Regions from separate parts of the Homo sapiens genome. Here regions 1, 2, 3, 4 and 5 are each linked to region 6. The links are chromatin contacts, found by Hi-C or POLR2A ChIA-PET in ENCODE. All regions are on one chromosome and are shown on one strand. The core of a region is the stretch at or near the end of the contact, and the rest is flanking DNA. Distances in the headings are between cores, read along the strand shown.

Evidence for each region. A loop is a pair of places that touch in the nucleus more often than their neighbours do. ChIA-PET counts read pairs that join two places held with the same protein, here RNA polymerase II (POLR2A). Pooled maps may share reads with other maps.
Region 1: a loop to region 6 is called in a pooled map, with 2.4 times the contacts of the local background. The contact joins two enhancer-like sites. A Hi-C loop is called at or near these places in 1 of 168 maps with a recorded cell type or tissue (chondrocyte) and 3 of 50 pooled maps.
Region 2: a map of Right ventricle myocardium inferior shows a loop between it and region 6 (2.4-fold over the local background). The contact joins the promoter of LINC03092 here to the enhancer-like site in region 6. A Hi-C loop is called at or near these places in 3 of 168 maps with a recorded cell type or tissue (Right ventricle myocardium inferior, cardiac septum and heart left ventricle) and 6 of 50 pooled maps.
Region 3: a loop to region 6 is called in a pooled map, with 4 times the contacts of the local background. The contact joins two enhancer-like sites. A Hi-C loop is called at or near these places in 1 of 168 maps with a recorded cell type or tissue (endothelial cell of umbilical vein) and 6 of 50 pooled maps. POLR2A ChIA-PET finds 5 or more read pairs at or near these places in 1 of 52 experiments (activated B cell).
Region 4: a pooled map shows a loop between it and region 6 (2.4-fold over the local background). The contact joins two enhancer-like sites. A Hi-C loop is called at or near these places in 4 of 37 single-sample maps with no recorded cell type and 3 of 50 pooled maps. POLR2A ChIA-PET finds 5 or more read pairs at or near these places in 1 of 52 experiments (WTC11).
Region 5: a loop to region 6 is called in a map with no recorded cell type, with 2.4 times the contacts of the local background. The contact joins two enhancer-like sites. A Hi-C loop is called at or near these places in 5 of 37 single-sample maps with no recorded cell type and 3 of 50 pooled maps.

The regions. Positions count from the first base shown.
Region 1 is chr18:56,166,859-56,170,039 of GRCh38, reverse strand. The region is part of intron 3 of LINC03069 (long intergenic non-protein coding RNA 3069); the gene reads left to right. Among named protein-coding and RNA genes, the nearest start is that of LINC03069, 23 kb to the left of the region's middle. Within about 2 kb of position 1,904, at least 5 of the 41 ENCODE cell types and tissues checked have a DNase peak (open chromatin) inside an H3K27ac peak, as active enhancers do.
Region 2 is chr18:55,994,638-55,998,142 of GRCh38, reverse strand. It overlaps LINC03092 (long intergenic non-protein coding RNA 3092), which reads right to left and starts at 1,932. Exons shown (of 2, transcript XR_001753454.2): 1 at 1-1,932.
Region 3 is chr18:56,081,638-56,085,235 of GRCh38, reverse strand. The region is part of intron 3 of LINC03069 (long intergenic non-protein coding RNA 3069); the gene reads left to right. The region is part of intron 2 of LINC01905 (long intergenic non-protein coding RNA 1905); the gene reads right to left. It overlaps LINC01539 (long intergenic non-protein coding RNA 1539), which reads left to right. Exons shown (of 9, transcript NR_040026.1): 8 at 1-31; 9 at 1,286-1,880. Among named protein-coding and RNA genes, the nearest start is that of LINC01905, 41 kb to the right of the region's middle. Within about 2 kb of position 2,080, at least 7 of the 41 ENCODE cell types and tissues checked have a DNase peak (open chromatin) inside an H3K27ac peak, as active enhancers do.
Region 4 is chr18:56,233,264-56,236,743 of GRCh38, reverse strand. No RefSeq gene overlaps it. Among named protein-coding and RNA genes, the nearest start is that of LINC03069, 44 kb to the right of the region's middle. Within about 2 kb of position 1,528, at least 2 of the 41 ENCODE cell types and tissues checked have a DNase peak (open chromatin) inside an H3K27ac peak, as active enhancers do.
Region 5 is chr18:56,256,515-56,259,869 of GRCh38, reverse strand. No RefSeq gene overlaps it. Among named protein-coding and RNA genes, the nearest start is that of LINC03069, 67 kb to the right of the region's middle. Within about 2 kb of position 1,534, at least 2 of the 41 ENCODE cell types and tissues checked have a DNase peak (open chromatin) inside an H3K27ac peak, as active enhancers do.
Region 6 is chr18:55,413,416-55,417,004 of GRCh38, reverse strand. All of the region lies in intron 5 of TCF4 (transcription factor 4), which reads left to right. Among named protein-coding and RNA genes, the nearest start is that of TCF4-AS1, 37 kb to the left of the region's middle. Within about 2 kb of position 1,529, at least 5 of the 41 ENCODE cell types and tissues checked have a DNase peak (open chromatin) inside an H3K27ac peak, as active enhancers do.

The DNA of each region.
Region 1 (3,181 bases), core at 655-3,154, 750 kb before region 6:
GTTGTCTTCCCTAGAATCAATGAAATCGCCAATTATATTTGTGTGTAGTCATTTAAAGTAGATGTATTTCAAAGAGATTCACAAACAGTCATATATATGAATCATGTTTTAAGTTTTTGTTGCTGCCTTTGGAGAACCAGCTTCAGGGGAAGCAGAGTTTCAGTACTTAGAGCAATCCATGCCATATAGTAAGTGCCCAACTAATACTGATGAATGAAATTTCGTGAAGCTGCTCTTCCGCACAGTTCAGTCGGTTCAGCCTATCAAGGATCACCAAGGAGATACTCTATGGACCCCAGAGCCATCCTGACATTTCTGGCCTTGTGGGTAAATTCAGGCCAACATTTGGATCATAATCTTTTAAATGAAGCCACTAAAATAAAAGCCAGGTGCTTCCTTCGGTGGTTCAAACCCAGAGTCAGAAACAAGATGTAAAAAGATCAAAGCACAAACTGTCACAGTGGATGATAAGTTGGGAGTAGGACCCAGGAGCTTTCTCTTTTGATTTAAATTGTTGTAATATTCCCTCCAATCTCCCACCTTATTTTTATTTTTTGCAGGTGCTACATCTGTACAAATGAATCCAATGTTTCCATGTGAGTCCAAAGTTCTCAAATTCTTCACTGGCAGCATTATACATTTTGGTGTAAAGTCTATTTTCATGGTTTAAAAAGTCAGACTATTTTCCTGGGACATTTGATGATAGAGAATAATTCAATTTGCCAAATAATATTATTTTAATTGACTTGCTTCCCAAACTGACTCTTGTCTAGCAATTACACTTATAGGTATAATTGTATTTTTGTATAAGTCTGATTGAACAACCTTTGAAATATTTATGCACATTTAAAATAAGAGGCTATGTTTCACCAATGGTTATCAATAAAAAATTCATGCATACATGAAAATTCCTGATCCTGCAGTCCTCTTCTGATTAAAAAAATGCCATTTGAGTGTCTACTATGTGTGATAAACATTACAGATGATATCTCATTTACCCTTCACTGAAGCCCTATGAGAGACATTATATTACTTCCCCCAAGTTCCCATAGGCTCAGAGAAGTTAAACTAGTTACCCAGAGTCACACAGCTAATGTGTAATAGGGAGGATATAAATAGTAGTCACTGGACCCCAAAACTCCTGCCATTGTGGCTCTGATCTCTCCCCTCGACTTCTACCTTTTTCCAAAGGAACATAGCATTCTGTTTCCTTTTTTCTTCAAGAAAAGGGATGCCTGTCCCCGATGCACCAGGCAATATTCTCTCTTTAGGGGATTTTTCAAGCTTTTCCAGTGCCCTGGATTACCACCCCACCACCCCTTTCACATTCTTAGTGACTACACATTCCTGCTAGAATACCTTTTAGGGAGAAAGGTTGGGAGAGAGCCTGGGAGGGTTATATTCACAGCTAACTAATCTTCTTCTCCGAAGCTCCTTCCTCCTTTCTCGTCAGTGAGTCATTTACTTTGAATAAATAGCTTCTTTGCTGAGCAAAGTTTCAGCAATTTTTACAGCCTTATGCTTTTTTATTTTTTTAAAATACGACTGGGCTCTTTCCCTTCTGGATGTGTTTGGGCTTATTGTGAACATAACATAAAACAATGTTAGAACCCTGCAGCTTTGTGTGGAGAGAATAGCTAGTGCTTAAAGAACAAGCCTTCCCTCCAGCTCCAAAGGTAAACCTCCCACAGGTCTTTATGTGGTTGCTTAAAGCATGTTCTCACCTATTGCCTCCTTTTATCATCCAACATCTTGTGAAATAACCAGAGTGGCCTGTTAGTACTCCCATTATTCAGATTAAGGGCACTGAAACTCAAGTTTTAGAAATTATTGGCAGAGCCAGGATTCCTACTCAGTTCTTCTCTGGCATTGGGGCTGTGCCCATTTCTGCTGCCTTGCTCCACGAAGGGCCTGCATCCGCCCTTTCCTTGACCTGGGGTCACTGCTATCTCCAGCCATTCTTTGTTCTGCCATTCTCTGCACTTTCTCAGCCACACATCTCTTTGGCCTAAAAGCAAAGTGAGAAAAATAAATTTGGAGTAGAAACAAATTGTACAAGTCTAAGGGACCATTTCTGTCAATATTTTGGTATCTTGTTTAATTATTTTTTTAATGTTTGTGCAGTTGTCTGTGTGTCTTTTTGTTGTGAGTCTGTATCAATATTTTTTTTTGCTTTGTTTAAGAGGGCAAGTTCCCGGAGAGAGAGAATTGTGTCTATTTTTCTTTTCCTGCCCTCCACAAAACACCCAAACTATGTGGTTACTTTGCAGAATTTTTTTGATGTCAAATTTCCTCTGCCTGGACATCCCCCTCCCAATTTTGTTCTAGTTCTTTTAGGGAAAAAGAAAATGAATCTTTTCGTTCTCAGAAATATTTGTTAAAGTAATTTTTCTTTGAAAACTCTCAGCTGTAGGGTCTGGTTATAAACTTGTGCAACAGCGTGGCTTGTAATCCTTTGGTTCTGCTCTCATGCTAAGAGAAATGGGGGATTGTAGCCTTCAAGCTGGACCTTAAGAGTCAACATTGGCTTAAAAACACAAGTTTACTTGTAATTTGTCTTAGCGTGGGCCTCTGTTCACTGGATATATGTGGCCTTTTAATTACGAAAGATGACAGAGCAGAAAGTATATACCCAATGGGGAGCTCCTTAAAAGCACAAATAAATTCTATATTTATAATATAAAATGCATTATATTAAGTTTGACACTTTGACCAAGTGGCACAGAGATATTTCCTTTCCTGCAGATTTCTCCAGGGGCAGTTAATCTTCTCTTGTTTCTCCTGACTTTTGGAAGAGAAAATAGGCAATGACCTTGACTATAGAACATCAATCAAAAGGAAAAAAATCCAGCTGGTGTCCAAATATTTGATCTCCTATGATGCCAAATAGCTGGGTGCTTGTGGTCTAACCCTGATGGAAAGGGCCTGGCTTGTTTATGCCAATAGTCTTACCCTAGTTATGGTTGCATTTGGAAGCTTTCTTTGTGTTTATGCCACTCTGTGAGTGAGAGTGCAGATTCCAACTTACCTTTCTCCTAATCTCATTTGAGTGGCCCCAGGAGGTGTGTGCACTCCCTGCCTGCTGCTGCTGAGGCTCCACACTCATTCAGGGTGGGCCTTGTGTGGTAAATGACACTTGTCATTGAGAACCTCTCACCCACCTAGTGCCTCTGATGAATAG
Region 2 (3,505 bases), core at 683-3,182, 580 kb before region 6:
CCAGCTCAGCTCGTGGAGCTGGGCTCTGTACTGCCTTAAAACCAGCCCCGGCTCCTCAATTACCTTCTGCCCTTATTCATGCCCTGCCAATTCCTTTTTGCTGGAATCTGAATGAAGCCACTGCATATGCCAAGGCTGAGAATCGCTTGAGAGGACTTATGGGCCTTTTCCTTGAAGGAAAAGATGGCACTTGGAACTTGGCCGGTGGAAGCATCATTCAGATATGATTCATTACAGGTAAGAGAAAGAAGACAGGAATCTGCAGAAGAAATCTTCCCATAAGTCTGATATTTCTGGAAAAGGGGACAGAGTTGTCTGCTCTTTGTGACTTAGACTGGGCCAGTGCCGAAATCACAAGTCCACAGAGTATGCCTGAAGGAAGATGGTTCTCAATGCACCCACTGGGAAAATGCACTCATCCTCAAATGACTGAGGCCGTTGTTTCCTTGCCTTTTAAGATCTCATCCCAGGAGGGATTCTTCTCACTTTCTTTCAGTCCTGAACTCAGAGGATTGTGCTGCTTAGGGAAGCCACCTCATTAGGACAACTCATTTTCCCTTCTCTCTAGTAGAGGTTACTGCCACAAGCTGAACACAGTGAAAAATAAACTGTGAACTTGAAGAGGGAGGAGGGAAGGTGGAGGTGTTTATCTCAAGCTTAAGAGAAGTTCTGCAAAAGGCGTTTTTTAGTTTGCCCAGTTTCATTTCTTTAATCCCTGGTTTCTCTGTGGTTTTGCTGTATGCTTGCCCAGACACGTCACATGCACCAGCCTTATAACTAGAAAAGTCTCTGGCCTCACAAGAAGAGGGAGATCTCCCTGAAAATAATCTCCGAAGGGTTGGTCTGGAGCAGGAAATGAGAGTGAAAGGCACATCTGTAGGAGGGGTTCCGCTTGCTCACACTCGGAATGTGCTCGCCCTCTCCTCCTCTCTTTGATGACAGGAAGTGCACATACTCCAAGCTCCATTTCCTCAATGTCCCAGGTGAAATTATCCCCGGAGAGAGGGATAACCCTAACTATTAAAAAGATGTATGCTTGATTCAATGTTCCAAATAATATTCAGCACAAACGAATCTCTGGACACCTAAGCTGTAATAGACCATGAGATTTGGAAGAGGATGAGGAAGAGTACTATCCAAGGAACCGGCTATCATCACAAATTCTGCAGACTCAGACACCTCTCGACAGCATGTCTCCAACAACCCCGCCCCCCATTCAGAGCCACTCTTCCGGAAATCAACTCACAGTTCACCTCCTGTCTAAATTCTGGTGTAGAAATGGAAACCTCTTGTAAGATGTCATAGATATTTTGGCTGAATCATCAGCAGAAGTTCTTGTCCATCCCTTAGACTTAGGATGGCCTGGTTAGTATGGTTTGATGGGACAAAGCTTGAATACCATGACCAGAAGCATTTCTGTGTTCTCCTGTCTAAGGTGAGTAGGATCCCTAGTATGTTACCCCCTCAGTTTTACTCAAGTGATTTGAAATCCAAGTGGATGATGTGGGTGGCTTTATGGATGTAAAGCAGCTACAATTGAGAGACTCTCGAGAAAGGTGGGTGGTAGTTGTGGAAATTCAGTCCAACAGGTGATCTAGGGATAAGGGACTCAAAACTATGATATTGTCCCTGTCCTTGAGATATTAACTATTCAGTAGGTGGGGCAGACAAATAAACAAACAATTACAGTAGAGTGTGACGCACACATTGGTCCGAGCAAAGTAGATAAGCACTAAAATGAAGAGGAGGTTAATTCTTTCCTGAGATGACAGGGTCAGGGAAGACAGACCAGAGGAGGTGACTCTATGAAGCAGGAATAATTGTTACTCTCATTTGAAAGAGGTAAGTGCCAGAGCGGGTGGCTCACACCTGTAATCCCAGAACTTTGGGAGGCTGAGGCAGGAAGATCACTTGAGGCCAGGATTTCCAGACCAAACTGGGTAATATAGTGAGACCATATCACTACAAAAAATTTTATAAGTTTATCCAGGCATGGAAGCATGCACCTGTAGTCTTAGCTACTCAGGAGCTGAGGCAAGAGGATCTCTTGAGTCTGGGAAATCGAGTCTGCAGTGAGCTATAATCATGCAATTGCATTCCAGCCTGGGTGACAGAATGAGACCCTATCTCAAAAAAACAAAACAAACAACAACAGAAAAAAAACTGAGACAGAAACTGTGGCTCAGCAAGATTGAATAATTTCCCTAAGTAATGCAACTATTAATTGCATTGTGGCTTCCCCAGGTGTGGGACTGAGTGGTGGTAGGAGAGAAAATTAAGTCAGGTTTCTGAGGGGTGCAGGCTGGGGCTAGTCAAAAAAGGATCAAGTCAGCCTTTACATCCCGATGACAGCAGGAAGAAGCTTAAAATCCCAAAAAGGGCAGCTTGCATGCAAGCAGTGGGGATTGTTGCCTTTATGGCATGAATACATACAACAAATTTTGTTTAAAATTTCTTTACCAAGGTCTATAGGGGCTTTATTCTACTGTCAGTGGTAAATTTTTTAATATGATACAGTCAACATCCTGGAAATGTTAACTCGCATCATCATTATCATGATTGTAAGGGTATTGGATTATGTTCTAAGAAAGAAAACACTGATCATGCGAAGGGTCAGAGAGTAAAGGAAGGTACATACTACACTATGGACTCATGAGGAGAAAGCCATAAGTGGGAAAAGGTCCCAGTACCAGCTTAAACATTTTGCCTCTTTTAAGAGGTACAAATGGTCTAGAAGGGTAAGGAGTATCTTCCCAAAGTTCTTACTCCCATCTTAATGTCCACAAATGAGATATTTATCAAGCACCCAGGGCAGCCCTCAAGCAGCATGAACAAGAAAGTGACCTCTGGAGTCAGATGTCTCAGTTCAAATCCTGGCTCTGTCACTTAGCAACTGTGTAACTTGGGGAAACTTCCTAAGCAATCTGCACCTTCATTTTACAAAATGAAAATAAAAATAACAGTAGCTTACCTGATAAGGTAAGTATGAGTTAAAATGAATAACTTAATATGTTAAATTAAATATATGAGGCAACTATGCAGCCATTATTTTCATGGCTGAGTGAAAAAGCATGCAAGTGCTAAGAAATCATTATAATTAGGGTTATTCATATGTGTTAGACAACAAAACAAAACATAATCCCTACTCATAATCTAATAGGAGCAAAAGGCAGTTATGGAGATAAGTGCAATGGAGGCATAGATGAAGGTGAGATGGGAAATGCATTTGGGAAGAACTAATAGTCAAAGAGTTTTTAAGAAACTAGAAAAAATAGTACAGGAGGGGGGCATCCTAGTAAAAGCAAACTGCTCAAAAGCAAGGAGGCATGATACCACCTGGTGCATTTGGTGGCTGCTAGTAATTAAAGATGGCAGGGGAACAGAATGGGAGGGAGGTGAACTGGAAGCATAGATGGGAGCTACATCACATGGTGCCTTAAATGCCAAGTCAGAGTCCAGATCACATGCCGAACACACGAAGGACTCAAAACTGGACTTTGAGAAG
Region 3 (3,598 bases), core at 831-3,330, 670 kb before region 6:
GAAAATTTCAGCTCAATTGGAGGATGTAAAGGTACAAGTAAGGTTTCAGCAGAAGCGCTCATGAACCCCACATGAAGTCTTTCTTCTTTCTTAGCTCATACCCCCTTTAATGCATGGATGCTGGCTTAACTTTATCAGGAGTCAGAATAGGCTTCTGTGTGTATTCTTGACTAGAAGTAAAACAAATATTTTCTTTCTAAAGTTATTGAGTCCCATTGATCTATGTGAAATTTCACCATTAGATAGTCATTCCTTTTGCTTGAAGGCTTTGGGACTGCAGAAATTCCTGATTAAAAATTAAACCTTTCTATGGTTCACGAGCAAAATAATTAATCGCCTAAATGACAATTAGGTCATTCTATAATTGAATAAAATTCCAATGATACACAAACAGTAAGTTCAATTGGGAACCATGGGTAAGATTCACAGTGTACAGCATGATCTGGAGAGACAAGCTTGGTTGGGGGTCTAAGTAAAGCATGAAATACAGTCGGGAGGGTCACAGAAAAGCATCGAAGACAACTCTTAGCCACTTGTAAAATTTTGCAAGAAGTTGCAATACTCCAGAATAATCACAATCTTTTCATACAGTGCTTCCCAGTTTATAACATGTTATTCTATTTAACACTCCCAGCATCCCTTGGGGTAGATATTTCTGGAGGAGGAAACTAAGGAGAGAAGGGATGTGACTCGACCGAGGTCACCCACTGTGAAATGGCAGGTCATACAACTCCTGAGCCCTTCTGAATCAACCACACTTTCTTCCCAGGCAGATGGGCTCATTCTCAGTGCCCAGATCTGAGCTCAACCATTCTCTCTCTGGAAAAAGACATCTCATGCCACTTTTGACACATGTCAGGGAACACAGAGATACATCAAAGAATACATTCTGGCTTTAATGCCTACCAGTGAAATAAAAGACTGGAGATGTGGCTGCGTGTGGTACAGGCACACACACCACAATGCACACACAGCACACATACAGGATCACTGGGAAGAGTGTCTGTTCTAGGTTCATAATTCAACCAAAATGTATCAGTGATTAAAGCAATTGAGCTTTGCTCCCATCTCTGATTTCGCCTTGACTTTCAGTCCTCTGCTTCTTTCTCCTTTTCTCCCCGCCCACTTTTTAGTGGCCTTTGTTCTTCGTTCCTGAGCCATCTGGTTGCAAAGTATGGTAGGAGCACAGTGCAGCAGGCACATGAAAAAGCAGTACAAAAAAAAAAAATAGTAGGAGTGAAAACAAAAGACATGAAGATCCTGAATTTTTAATTTCTCTTTTCAGATTGAAATACCACTGCTCCTAGTTCTGATGCAAAATTGAAAAGAGTGCACTGGGTCTTCAAATGGCATATTGACAAGGAGAAAGAGGAAAGGATGCCCCAGGACAGCCTGGGGGTCAAGGCTGGGCTCAGGCATGCCTGGACAAGCCATGCAAGTTGTCTCCGGACTTGAACCACGTATCAGAGGAGCTATTTGAGGAGCCACATCAGCATACCTGCTTCTGTGGGCCCCCAGGCTGTGGTGCTCAGCCCTTGCACTATGAAACATTTTTTTTTTCCAGAAGCCAAAGCTTTGAGCATCTCCTCCCATGTAGAGAGTGTATATGTTTACGTCCATGTCTTTCGCCATGTGAACGCATGCAACCACCACCTCAAATATCATAAATCCTCTCTCTCCCCCTTTCTGTCTGCCTGTTTATCTACAATCTGTCTATTTAAATTCTTTTTAAACAAGAAGGGAATATCTTTATGCCTGTTTGTAGGGATATTCTACATCCATCTGTTATTTACATCATTCGTTTTCCTGAGGTGTCTCCAACAAATCCTGGCTGGATGCACTGTATGTGTTATTAATAAAACAGCTGTAAAAATATTAACTGTACGGCCTAATTGTCAGCCCTGATTGGGAGCCAAGTTTATCCCCGGACGGATGCGGAGACTCAGAATTTGGGCTTCCATCCAGATCTGACCCTTGCAGCTCACTTTACATTTGATTCTTTGACCATTTAAGCTGTTCTGGCTTCTTTTTCCTCCCAGGGATCTGTGCACATCCGGCCTCCTGGCCTCCTGGCTCCTTCAGGTGGCGCTGGTCCAGCTTCCTGAATGTTCATGGCCAGGCCTTTCTCCTCCTCCCCCTACTTTTGTTAAACTTAACAGCCATATGCTATAGAATCACCTTCCAGTAACTTAAAAGATGAGTAGAAATATTGTCAGCATTGCCTCTCTCTGCACACTGGTAGGAAATAGCATTTGGAGAGTCTGCATTGGAAAACACATCTCTATTAAAAGCATTGGGTTAGGATACCAGAAAACCCAGAGTGATTGGCTGCAAAGTGATACTTCCTTAGTATCTGGAATCAGATCAATCTTTCAGCCAAACCTTCTGGATAGGGAAGATAAATGAAGAGGTGATAATACATTTTATTTTTAATGAAGTGCTCAAAATAAACCAAATGAGGGCAGAAGTTGGCAAATGAGGCATTTTTTTACTGTGCCCTCCTTGGGATAGTTGGATTAACCCTGACTGGCTTATACCTAAGTGAGGCTGAAGTGTTTACTGTGGGGCAAGACTGGGAGGACAGACATTGCATAGAAAAAAACTTGATTCTGCCAGTATCCAGAAAGCCTTGGCGTCGTCTGCATCTAATTCTTAGGTGATTTCATAGAAGAACGTCCTTAGGTAGGGTGGTATGATGGTTTGCTTCATTACACATGAAATACATAAATTATCTGCCAACATTTCATAGGCCAAAACATTAATGACACCATTCAAGCTCTTAGTCCCAGTAACATTTAACATGGCTGTGATTAGCTGTCAAAAAGTTGGATAAGATTTGATGCTTTATGTTTGTTTGTTTTTTTTCTCTACTGCGACTTTCTTCATGATTGCAATATTCCACTCCAGTGAAGGGTTTTGGAAATTTTACAGGATTGGCCTTTGATTTTGCTTATTTTTTTAGGAAGATTCCAAGCAGGCTCTCCTGCCATAGAAGATTACCTCTCATATTCTCTTAACCTCACATTTTCCAGGCCATCACTGCAAATGTTTCCAAAAAGACTGCTTGTCCTGGGGTCACCATTCCAATTCTCATAACCATTAGTATTGACAATCTGGTAGGACACTAATTGTTTGTTTGACTTTCACATTTTTAAACAATCACTTGTAAGGGGAACCCATATTTTTGTCTCTAACAGAAGTGATGAAAATTTAAAAAGAGAAACCAAAAACTTCAAATTACCAGTCCTTAAAAGAAACTGCAGCAGGATGTCAATGAAATCATCAAATACACTGCTGGAGAGCTGACCTCAACAGAAAATTTAACACTCCACTATCTTGCTTGAAAAATACAGATGTTTTTTATACATGGTCAATTGCCTTCCAAAAATGTCTGCATTGTAAAATGTTTTTGTCTAACAATTGGACTAGATTAAAGTGACTTCATGGAGACAAACTGTTTTTAGCCTTGAAAGAGCTAGTAATTATTAGATGTTTCAATGGAAGCTACCTCTTTTTTCCACCTTTGTTTACCATATAGTTACCTGAGTTTAAATGTGTTGGTGTTTCCTGACCCATATCTTATAAATGTATGACAAAT
Region 4 (3,480 bases), core at 279-2,778, 820 kb before region 6:
ACTCTCTAATATTCTTCCAATACCTTATTTTTATTTTCTCTGTTTATGTGAACCTTTTAGTGTTGGTTACTTCTGCCTGGATCATTTCCCCCAAGATATGGCAGGTCCCTCTTGCTCTCCTTGTGTTTGTTAAAGTGTCACTCTTTCAATGAGATCTTCAGACCTATTCTTGCCACACTCCAGGATTCCTGAACCTCTTTAATCAATTATTTTCTAGCTCTTGTCACCTTCTACCTTACTACATAATATGTCATACTTATTTATTATATTTATTTTCAGTCTTCAGCCACTTGAACAGTATGCCTTGGACATAACACTTAATAGATAATTTGGTACTTAATAGATAATTTGATGAATGACTGAAAAGTGTTGCTGTTAAGATAAAATGCAATGAACAGCAACGATTTGTGCCCAACACTTAAGACATTGCCTGGCACATAGGAAGTGCTCATGCAATGTTCACTCTTATTTCTAATTCCTGACTATCTCTGACTTCTAGACTTCTTCATGCCCAATCCTTCAGTCCAAATTTGAGGATAGCACAAATGTTGCTAACAAGCCCCAGGAAACTTAACTTTAAGTGTTTCTTTGGCTAGAAAGTAAACTTTAATTCTTTGAAAGCCATAAAAATCTTTCTAAAAAGGCAGAATTACCATATTGGCCTTGTCTTTCTGGAACTGTTTGGAATGAATGAACAAATCATGCGTTTATGCACCAGAAGTTCGGTTTGCTTTTCCTTTAGAGCAACGGCTCTCTGCTCCTGAATGTGAGAGGCCCCATCAGCCGCCTCAAGATTCCAGGCAACTGCAGCAGCTGTCACAAAGCATCGTGTGGCATTGAGGAATGTGGTCAGAAAGCCGCTAAATGAAAAAAGGGTCTCAGGAAGGCAAGAAGAAGGGAACAGCCCTTAAGTACCATGTGAGGAATGGGGCTTTTTCAAATCAACCCCTCTAAAAGAACCACTTCCCTGAATCTGTTGAAAGTGTAAAGTTTTCACCCTGCAAATCGGAGAAGTTCAAGTTTATACTCTAGGTAAAGAAGGTTTCCTTAAAGCAGGCCAGCAGCTGCAGCTCTCAGAAGAAAAAGAGGAAGACAATACATTTTCTTGCTTTGGTTCTGCGGTGGCAGGTGCACACCAAGGGGCATGGCCTCCAGAAGGAACAGGGGCTTGGCTGGAGAACTGTCAATTAATCATCCAGGAGAATGCCCCTGACAGCAGGGAGAAAACTCCCATTCATTTCCTCGGGATTGTGCTGCGGCCACTAAATGCAATGTTTCTACAAATAAGAATTCATCTGCTCCTGGCTCCAGGGGTCATTTGTTTGCTCCTGTGTGTTGCGGAGCAAGACCTGCTCTGCATCCACACAGGCCTGTGCTGCATCCTCGAACACAGTTGGTGCGTTCCCATCTAGTTTTCCTCTTACTGTGCCCCATTTTGAATGTACACCCTCCTCACATCTCGGCCTCATGTAAATTCTACGCATCTTTTACAACCCCACCAAGTTCCACTTCCTCCTCCAGCCACATCTTTTGATTTCTTCCCCTTTACCCTATTTTGTAAGTCAAGTGATCATGTATTATACGTATAATGATAAGTAGTAAAAACCTGGCATTAAAAATGCCCCACTTTCCCATCTACTATCTGTACCACCTTGAGGAAGTAGTCACTTCACCTCTTTGAGCCTCTGCTTCCTTATCTTTAAGATGGGGATTCCATCTAATTCAGAGTGGCTATGAGGATTGGAAGAGATAACCTACGAAAATTCTCCCAGGTCACTTTGGCCATCATAATTGCAAAGTAAATAGTAGTTGAATCTGAAACTCCTGTCCTCGGGATGGTTCAGACGCTAAACTAGAGTCTGGCATTTTAAAATCATTTCTGTGAGGGCGGGCAGGGGGCCGGGGGGGTGGTTACACAAGCCCCCTGGGATGCAAGCTCTGTAGAGCAAAGCCCTTGTCAGAATGGGCTTGAGTAGAATGGGCTCCTCATTAGCACTAATTGAATACTCCACCCCATGGTTTTAATTACTTTTTTCTTCTAGATTTACATTTTGTCTCCCAACTATATTATACTCTTCTTGGGGTCAGGAGGATGGCTTTTACAGAATTTATGTCCCACACAAGGTCTCTACTCCATTAAGTGCTCAATAAATGTCCTGGCTCATGGAAAACATTGCTATGGGTAGCACACTGTGAGGTGTACTTCCTTCCCTGGACTGCTTATTGTTCACCATTCACAACATCTGGTTTATATGTATGTTTGGCAATTAATTGCTAAGTGCCCTCTACCATTTAAAACCCAAGCAGAGAGAAATTGTGCTTATAAGAAAAGAAAAAGTAGAAAGAAAAGTTATACTTTTCATGTTTATAAAAATATGAATTCTGGCATTGATTTCTTTACCACACTGGAGTAAATTGGTCCTTTAATTGTTCAAGATTTCCACATCAATAAATAACTGTATTTATAAAAACTCTTCCCTTATATAAGGTGATGTCAGGTATGCTGATGCAATCAAGAAATGCTCTCTCTGTATGAACTCTCAATGTGGTGGCCTTGGAAAATCAGTTCAATTTGGTATTCTCATATAGGGTAGAGACAACGAGGACTGCTTAGTTGGATTTTCATGGTTGACTTTAGATATTTACCTCAATTACTGGAAATAATCACTTAAAGACTTCTAATTGAGCCTTTCTCTTGCCCTCTGACCTCTTCACAAGGTATATTATATGGATTAGAATTAACATTATTTAAGGTTTTAATGATAAATCTCAGTCTTCAGTGAATGGTCCTATAAATCTGTTTTCTCAGCCGTGGCTACCCATTAGAATAACTTGGAATTAAAAAAAAAAGAAAAAAAAAAAAAACCAGTACTCTGGCTCTATCCCAGACCAAATGAATCAGAATCTCTGGCAATGATATTTTCCTGAAACTCCCTGGGTGCTTCTCCTACGCAGCCAGGGCTGAGACTCACTGCTGAATCATGGAGAAAATGTTACAGAAATAGCTGCCAAGGTCTTTCTTCATTTCTTCATTATCAATAAGCCTCTATAGGATAGACAATGTTTGAATATAGTAGTAGTTCAATTGTAGATGTTGATATTTTAATTATTGGCTACTGGCTAATCTGACTGAGTTCTATAAGTAAACATGGAAATTTAACTTCTCCTGGGTCAGAAAAAGAGTTCACTTATTCTGCCTATGTGCTCTGTTTGTAGCATCAAAGACTGTTTTGGGAAGAACATTTTAATTACTCTCCTTGAAGGATCCCTGAAAGATCCTAAATATGTTAAAAAAAAATCTAATTTTCCTTAAACAACTCCTTTCTACTTTTTTCTTCTTTTTAAGAATTATTTGGTAGTTCTTAAACATTTTCTTTTCATAAATTTAAAATTCTGTTGTTTAATTTCATAAAAAATCTTAGAGTTTTAGTGCAAATGTGTTGCACTTGTAGATTAAATTGGGGTAAGAATTAAAATACT
Region 5 (3,355 bases), core at 285-2,784, 840 kb before region 6:
AGGTAAATCTCCTTTTTCCAATATCTTTCATAGGTAAGCAACCATAACATCTATAATTCCTGGTCATTTTTCTTTCTCCTTCACAATATTTTGTTTTCAGGTTTAATTGCATATATTGAAATTGGAGCACAATCTTAAATAGAAGTGGTGATGATTGACTTCCTTATATTGCTCCTGACTGTACTGGAAAAGTTGGTCAGGGAGAGAGATTACTGTAAATAATGGTAAGGGAAACTCTTATATTCTATTTTATTAATAGTTTTTTTAAAAATTAGAAACTGATAGTGAATTTTATCCCATGCTTTACTTTCTATCAGGATGGTTATATGAATTGTTTATTTTGTCCAATTGATGTTGTAACATATATCAATCCATTTTCCAAGTTGGAGCGCCATTGCATTCCTGGAATAAACCCTACTTGGTTATGATGCATAACCTTTGTGTTATACATCTGAATTTAGTATACTAAGGTTTCATTTAGCATTTTTTTGTATCTATTAGGCATAAGTGTGGGATTAGTTACTATTGTGCTAATTTTGTAACAGAAATTGGTATGTTTCCATCTTTTTATGCTTGCAAAATTTAAATGATGTAGGGATTTTCTGTTTCTTGAAGGTGGTTAGAACTTCCGCAGACAAAAGTATAGGGTTTTTGTGTGGATCATATTTTAATAATTGCTTTTCATTTCTTTAATAATTTTGGTTTATTTGAGTTTTCTATTTCTTCTTGAGTAAGTCTTGTAATTTATATTTTTCTAGAAAATAATCCATTGACTGAGATTTTCGATTTAGTAAAATAGAATAACATATAGTTCCCTGATAATTTTTAAAGTAATCATATCTGTTGCTATATATACTTTCTCATCATTAATGCTATCCTTTTCTGTCTCTCTCTCTCTTTTATCTTTGGACTGGCCAGAGCGTTGTTTATCTTACTGGTCTTTTCAAAGAGCCTACACCTTTCCGTATGTGCTATGGAGACATGCACATACTACATACATCATGTGGCACAAGGAATTAGATCCTGCTAGCAACCAGTTGAGTGAGCTTGGAGACAGATACCCATCAGAAAAGCCTTCAGATAGGACGGCATGCCCAGCCAACACTTTGATTTGTGAGAGACGTTGAACCAAGGGCACCCTGCTAAGTTGCACCTGAATTCTTGCCCCACAGAGACTGTGACATAATTTGTGTTTTCTGTTTCAAAAAACTAATTTTGGGGGTAATTGTTATACAGCAATAGTCAACTAATATAGTAGATGATTGGGTCTCTTAGACATTTGTCAACGCTTTCTATTTGGTTTGTGCGGTCAGGTATTAAGGTCCCTGAGCTCTGTTGTTACAGAGAAATCAATCAACTAACACCAACTAAATAAATAAAATGTGCAAAGCGGGCCTTTCCTCTCAGAAGTCCCCTCTCTGTCACTAGAGAGAGAGCTGTTTTCCTTTCTCTTTCTCTCTCTCTTGCCTATTAAAACTTTGCTCCTAAACTAAAAAAAAAAAATTGTGTAAAGCAGAAGTCAGAGACTCTTAGATTGTGCAACTCTTGATTTGCATAACATCAACCTTTTGTAAGTTGTTCTATAAGGGAGAGAATATAGTTTTAGAGATGTGAAAATATTAGTGTGATATATGGAAATGTAAACTATCTCAGGCAGAGACGAATATTGGGAATAGAGAGGGAAAGGCAGAAGGCACTCACATGAGAGGGAAGGCCCTTCTGTTCAATCCCATGTGGTTTCTGGTACCATGTGTATTCTCATTGCATTATCTTGTGTTATTTTAGTTTATTAGTTTTATTCTCCCCTTTGCTTTATTTTATTCAGGACTAAAAATTGGCAAAGTAAGAGCAAGAAGAGAGGATCAGTTTCTAATTTAAGAAGAGGAATTTATAATAGAAAATAAAAATGTTAAAAAACCAAAGGCATCCACAGTCTAAATTTCATGAACTTCATTTGGGAAATATTTTTTAAATTATGGTAATTTATGGATAAAAAGCATGAAAGATGGGCTGGGGATGGTGCCTCATGCCTGTAATCCCAATACTTTGGGAGGCTAAGGCTGACGGATCATCTGAGGTCAGGAGTTCGAGACCAGCCTGGCCAACATGGTGAAACCCCGTCTCTACTAAAAATACAAAAATTAGCTGGGCATGGTGGCAGGCGCCTGTAATCCCAGCTACTCGGGAGACTGAGGCAGGAGAATCACTTGAACCTGGGAGGCAGAGGTTGCAGTGAGCTGAGATCGCACCATTGCACGCCAGCCTGTGCGACAAGAGCGAAACTCCACCTAAAAAAGAAAAAAAAATAAAAAAGCATGAAAAATGTTTTGCATCTTTGGAACTTACAGGGTTCACAAAGCAGGGTTCAGGAGAAAAAGTTACTCATAGAAATAGAGGACTGACTTACAAGGAAGATGATGAGTCATAGTTTAAAATGCTTGTCACTTAGCCTAATGACCGTCTAAGCAAAGTCTTGAAGTCAGAAAAAGGAAAGAGAAAGTACTGTGAACTCTTGCAGTATGAGGCTACTAGTGGGTCATGTCGGAATTTACATGATAAAAAAATGCATGTTGAGACTGCTGGAATAGACACAAAAAGCAAGAAAAAAAGTGGGAATATTAAAAAGAAATACAGGAGATGACACAGCACAGAAAGTCTTCAGAAAGTCTTATATGAATGAAAAGAGATTGACTGTAGAGAAAACATGCCCCTAAGAATATATATTTTCGAGAGTTAAAAGCAACTCCAGTATTGAAGGCTGTGAAAGATATACTTGACCTTGAGGCCAATGTCCTGAAAAAATGCAAATAGGAGCTGTTAGTCTTCTAATTTCTCCAAAGAGCTATGGGTAATTTAAAGGTCTTTGTGAAGTCTGTATTTTCAACGTACATCAAATCCATGCTTTGCAAGGCCTTCTTGAATGGGACTGTGATGTAATTTGGGGAGTGTCTGTATAATTATAATCCCTTCCTTCAAGGAGTTCATATTTGGCCATAAAGAACAATGCTCAGCCAGGAGCGGTGGCTCATGCCTGTAATCTCAGCACTTTGGGAGGCCAAGGTGGGTGGATCACTTAAGGCCTGGCCAACGTTGTGAAACCCTGTCTCTATTAAAAATAGAAAAACTAGCTGGGTATGGTGGCACGTGCCTGTTGTCCCAGCTACTCGGGAGGCTGAGGTACAAGAATTACTTGAACTCAGAAGGCGGAGGTTGCAGTGAGCCAAGGTTGTGGCACTGCACTCTAACCTGGGTGACAGAGTGAGGCTCTGTCTCAAAAAAACAAAACAAAACAAAAAAGTGAGGACCTCAGATGAGGAGTGCCAAGTGCCGGGCATAGAGGGGTTGATCCCTGTTC
Region 6 (3,589 bases), core at 280-2,779:
ATTGTCCTGGAAGCAGATTTTTGCTTTGAGCACTCGGCTCCTTTCTTGCATTTCACTCTCAGCTCCAGGCTGCAGGATGAAGGATTGTGGTAGAAGTGCAAAGAAGAGACACACAGTTGATTCCCCTTAAGAGAGTGACCTATATGCCACAAAATTTTACCCACGTAAAGAGGCATTATCCCCGTCACTGGCCTTAGCAGGCTGCATGTCAAAGTCATTTAAATTTCCCTGGACTTAACAGATTGTGTAAACATTTCAGAACTGAGAGCTTAGGAATAATGAAACATCGTCATTTTAACTTAGGCAAAAATGGTGCAGCCATATTGGCCAAAGGAGGCATATTATTTATTGTGACCTACATGTAACGTAGACCACCTGGTTTTTAGATTCTATAAATTAAGTTCTCTCAAGTTTATGAAGGATGCTAAAAAATATATATATTATGATGGAAATGTTACTTGGCTTTATTGTTTTTGTTTCGTGAATAGAGAGGTGAGGTTGAAATGATCATTTAGGAATCGCTTCTTAGCCTTTTGGCTAAGATCAAGTGAAATGATCATTTAGGTGGAGGGACAGTGGCAGCTAATTATCCTACCAGGCTTTCTAGCTTGAAACTTAGGGGCAGACCTTCCATTCATTCTAACCTATTTGAAATTAGAGATTGGATGTGTTATGGACTATTTAATTTTTATCTGTAAAAGTAAATAATGTAGTCTTTGTTCATTTTAATTTGGTGCTTTTATGAGTTAATTTTTTTTTCAATTTGTGCTATTGTTTCAACAAGCTTGGAAAACAGTAGGAACAATTTGTGACTTTTGCATCTGTAGGAAAACTTCTTTAAAAGAATAAACAGTGCCCTACCTATATGTGTGTGTACATACATAGCTGTGAGGTACTCTTCTGGTATAACCTACTGTAAACCCCAAAGCAAATATTGTGATATAGAGACACAGAATAGACAATTTACAAGTAATCAATCAAGCACAAACCAGTGGGAAAATAAGGAACTTATGTATCTCAATTTATTCTTTAAATGCTACATATTTGATTGCTTTAGGGTTGCAAAAGTTAATTAATAGATTTGTATAAGACACACAGAAATATACATACACTAAAAGAGACTTTGCTAAGTGTAATTCAATATACTCACAAAAATATGTGTTAATTATGTTAGAAATTTAATATTTAATTTAATTCCATAAATCCTTGCATTACAAATAAGTCCTCATACAGGTCAGATAGGGCAATAAAAACTACTGTGGCCTTGAAAACTGACAGAAGCTCACTTCTGTACAAATCTTTTTAATGAACAACTTTCCATCGAGCAGCTAAGAAATATCTGTTAAAGTCAGTATTTAATACTAAAGTGTACTTATGTATGTTTCTTACTGATCCTAAATTGAGCACGTTAGTTTTATCAATGCCACTCATCGGCTGACTGTACCCCTCCTCCCCCATACAGATTTGGTGAGACTTAGTACTAAATAAGTTTGGGGAGTGCCTGGCCATAGCCGGCTCTTGTTGGGGCATGTGCGCCCTCTGCTGGCTGCTCACATAGGAACTGACTGGTGTGTGAGGTTCTTTCTTTCTTTTACTTTTCAAGGTTGGGTTTTTTTTGTTTTTTGTTTTGTTTCAATTTATTTTTATACAACTGATCAGATATTTACCATGATTATAAAGTTGTAGCTTAATACTGAGTATGGCCGTTAATTTGTTTTTATTTGGAAATAAAGGTGAGGTTTTGTTTTGGGTGTGTTTTTGGTAAATAGATAGTCCTGATAGTTCAAATAACATGCAATGTGTGTAATACTCTTGAGTTTTTTAAGTGGTTGATTGTATATCACGATTAACCATATTTTCATTGCTTTCATATTCCCCTTGCCTTGATTGTATTTGAGAAGTATTCTTGTTGGACTAAGTTGGGAATAGAACTTAAAAGGGGATAGATAAGTCATTGAAATTTTGAAATATGATTATTTGTCTGTAATGGATGTGGTAGGTAATCCCTAGTAGAAAAATTCCTGTTATGGTTGGTTGATAGTTTTCACTTGCTTTGCCAAGGAAAATGAGTATATTTACATCATAATACTTTATAAAAGCATTTTTGGTTTCCTTGCAAACCAAATTAAGCTGTGCTCACTGGCAGACATTGAGAATGGTAGTTTGAGTAAAATATTTTTTGTTTTGTTTTGCTTTTGCAGTTGCTGTTTATAGAGTATGAGATGTTAAAGGAACAAATCACTGATGGTCTCTTTACTCCCAGGACACAGGACTAAACTATACAAGGGCAGTTACAGAGGAAGAGTGTCAGCCTCTCTACCATTGCCTGGGTGGAGAGCATCCTTGGGTCCTGGTAGTGAAGGCCAGGGCTCTGTGTAATGAGTGTGTCTTTTAAAAATAGCAACAATTTTTGTTGACAAGGCTCCATCAAAGTCTTTATAATAATTTAGTTTGTATAAGTGATTTCTGTGTATCTCTGAAATTAAATGACTTGATGGAGTCAGTTTGGTATTTGTTGTACAGAGAAGGCAGTTTAGATTTTTATAGTTCTTTTGTCTTACATTGCAAATTTTTCTAATTTGTAAGCAAAAGCCATAAAAACTTCCAAACCAACCGTGGAGTGATCAAAGAACTTAGAGCTGTGGAAGGGCAGAAATGTCATCTACGTTTTTTTTTTCTTTTCTTTTCTTTCAGTTTTTCCCCTTTGCAATTTTAGGTTCCAGTTACCTTAAAATTTGTTTTGGATAAATGATATAAATTTTTACTTAATAGTCTTTACTTACTTTGATTTAACATTGTCAAATAACTAAGAATTGCATTCTAACAAATATTAAGTCCTTATTACCTCTGTTAGAATGTCATCTTGCATGAAATCTCACATACATGTCTCTCCTGTTACCACCTTGTCTTCAATGAGGTTGTATTGGGTGCTCTTTCTTGGTGCTTCTCTGGGTTCCCATTATATCCCTTACTGGTGGATAGCATTGTGTTACTCCTGGTATTTAGTCATCTAAACTCTTACCTCCTTGAGAATAATGTGCATTGTTGACTCTCTTGCATCCAGCACATGTTACACAGAAAGCACCCAACAAATATTAAATTCCCTATATTGTGTTTTTTAGGCCTCATTCACCACTATTCAGATGATAATTTTTGCAAGTTTCAGGATTAAAAATTGTGGTCTGTAAACATAGTATATGTAATGCATTTTATTTTCTTGCATACTTTTTATAGGATGAGGTCATTCTTCTGGCTACTCCTTGTCTGCTTTCTTTTTTCTCTTTTTCCTCCCTCTCATCCTTCCCTCTGCCTCTCCTCTTCCTTCCTGTGCTCCCCACCTTCCTCTCTTGATTGAGTCATGCTCCTAGATTCAGTCATTGAGAGGCTTCTCTTAAACACTGCAGCATGGGACCATTCATCTACCAACCTTCCCCTTCCTTGAACAATAACTAGTGCTGCAGGCTGGTTGGACTCTGGGGAGTGTGGCCCTGCGTATCTGGCAGTTTGGTTATTATTATGGGCCCATTCTCTTGAAGTTGATCTTGAAGAGCAGGCTTGGCTGGAAAACATCATTCTTCTATAAATATAA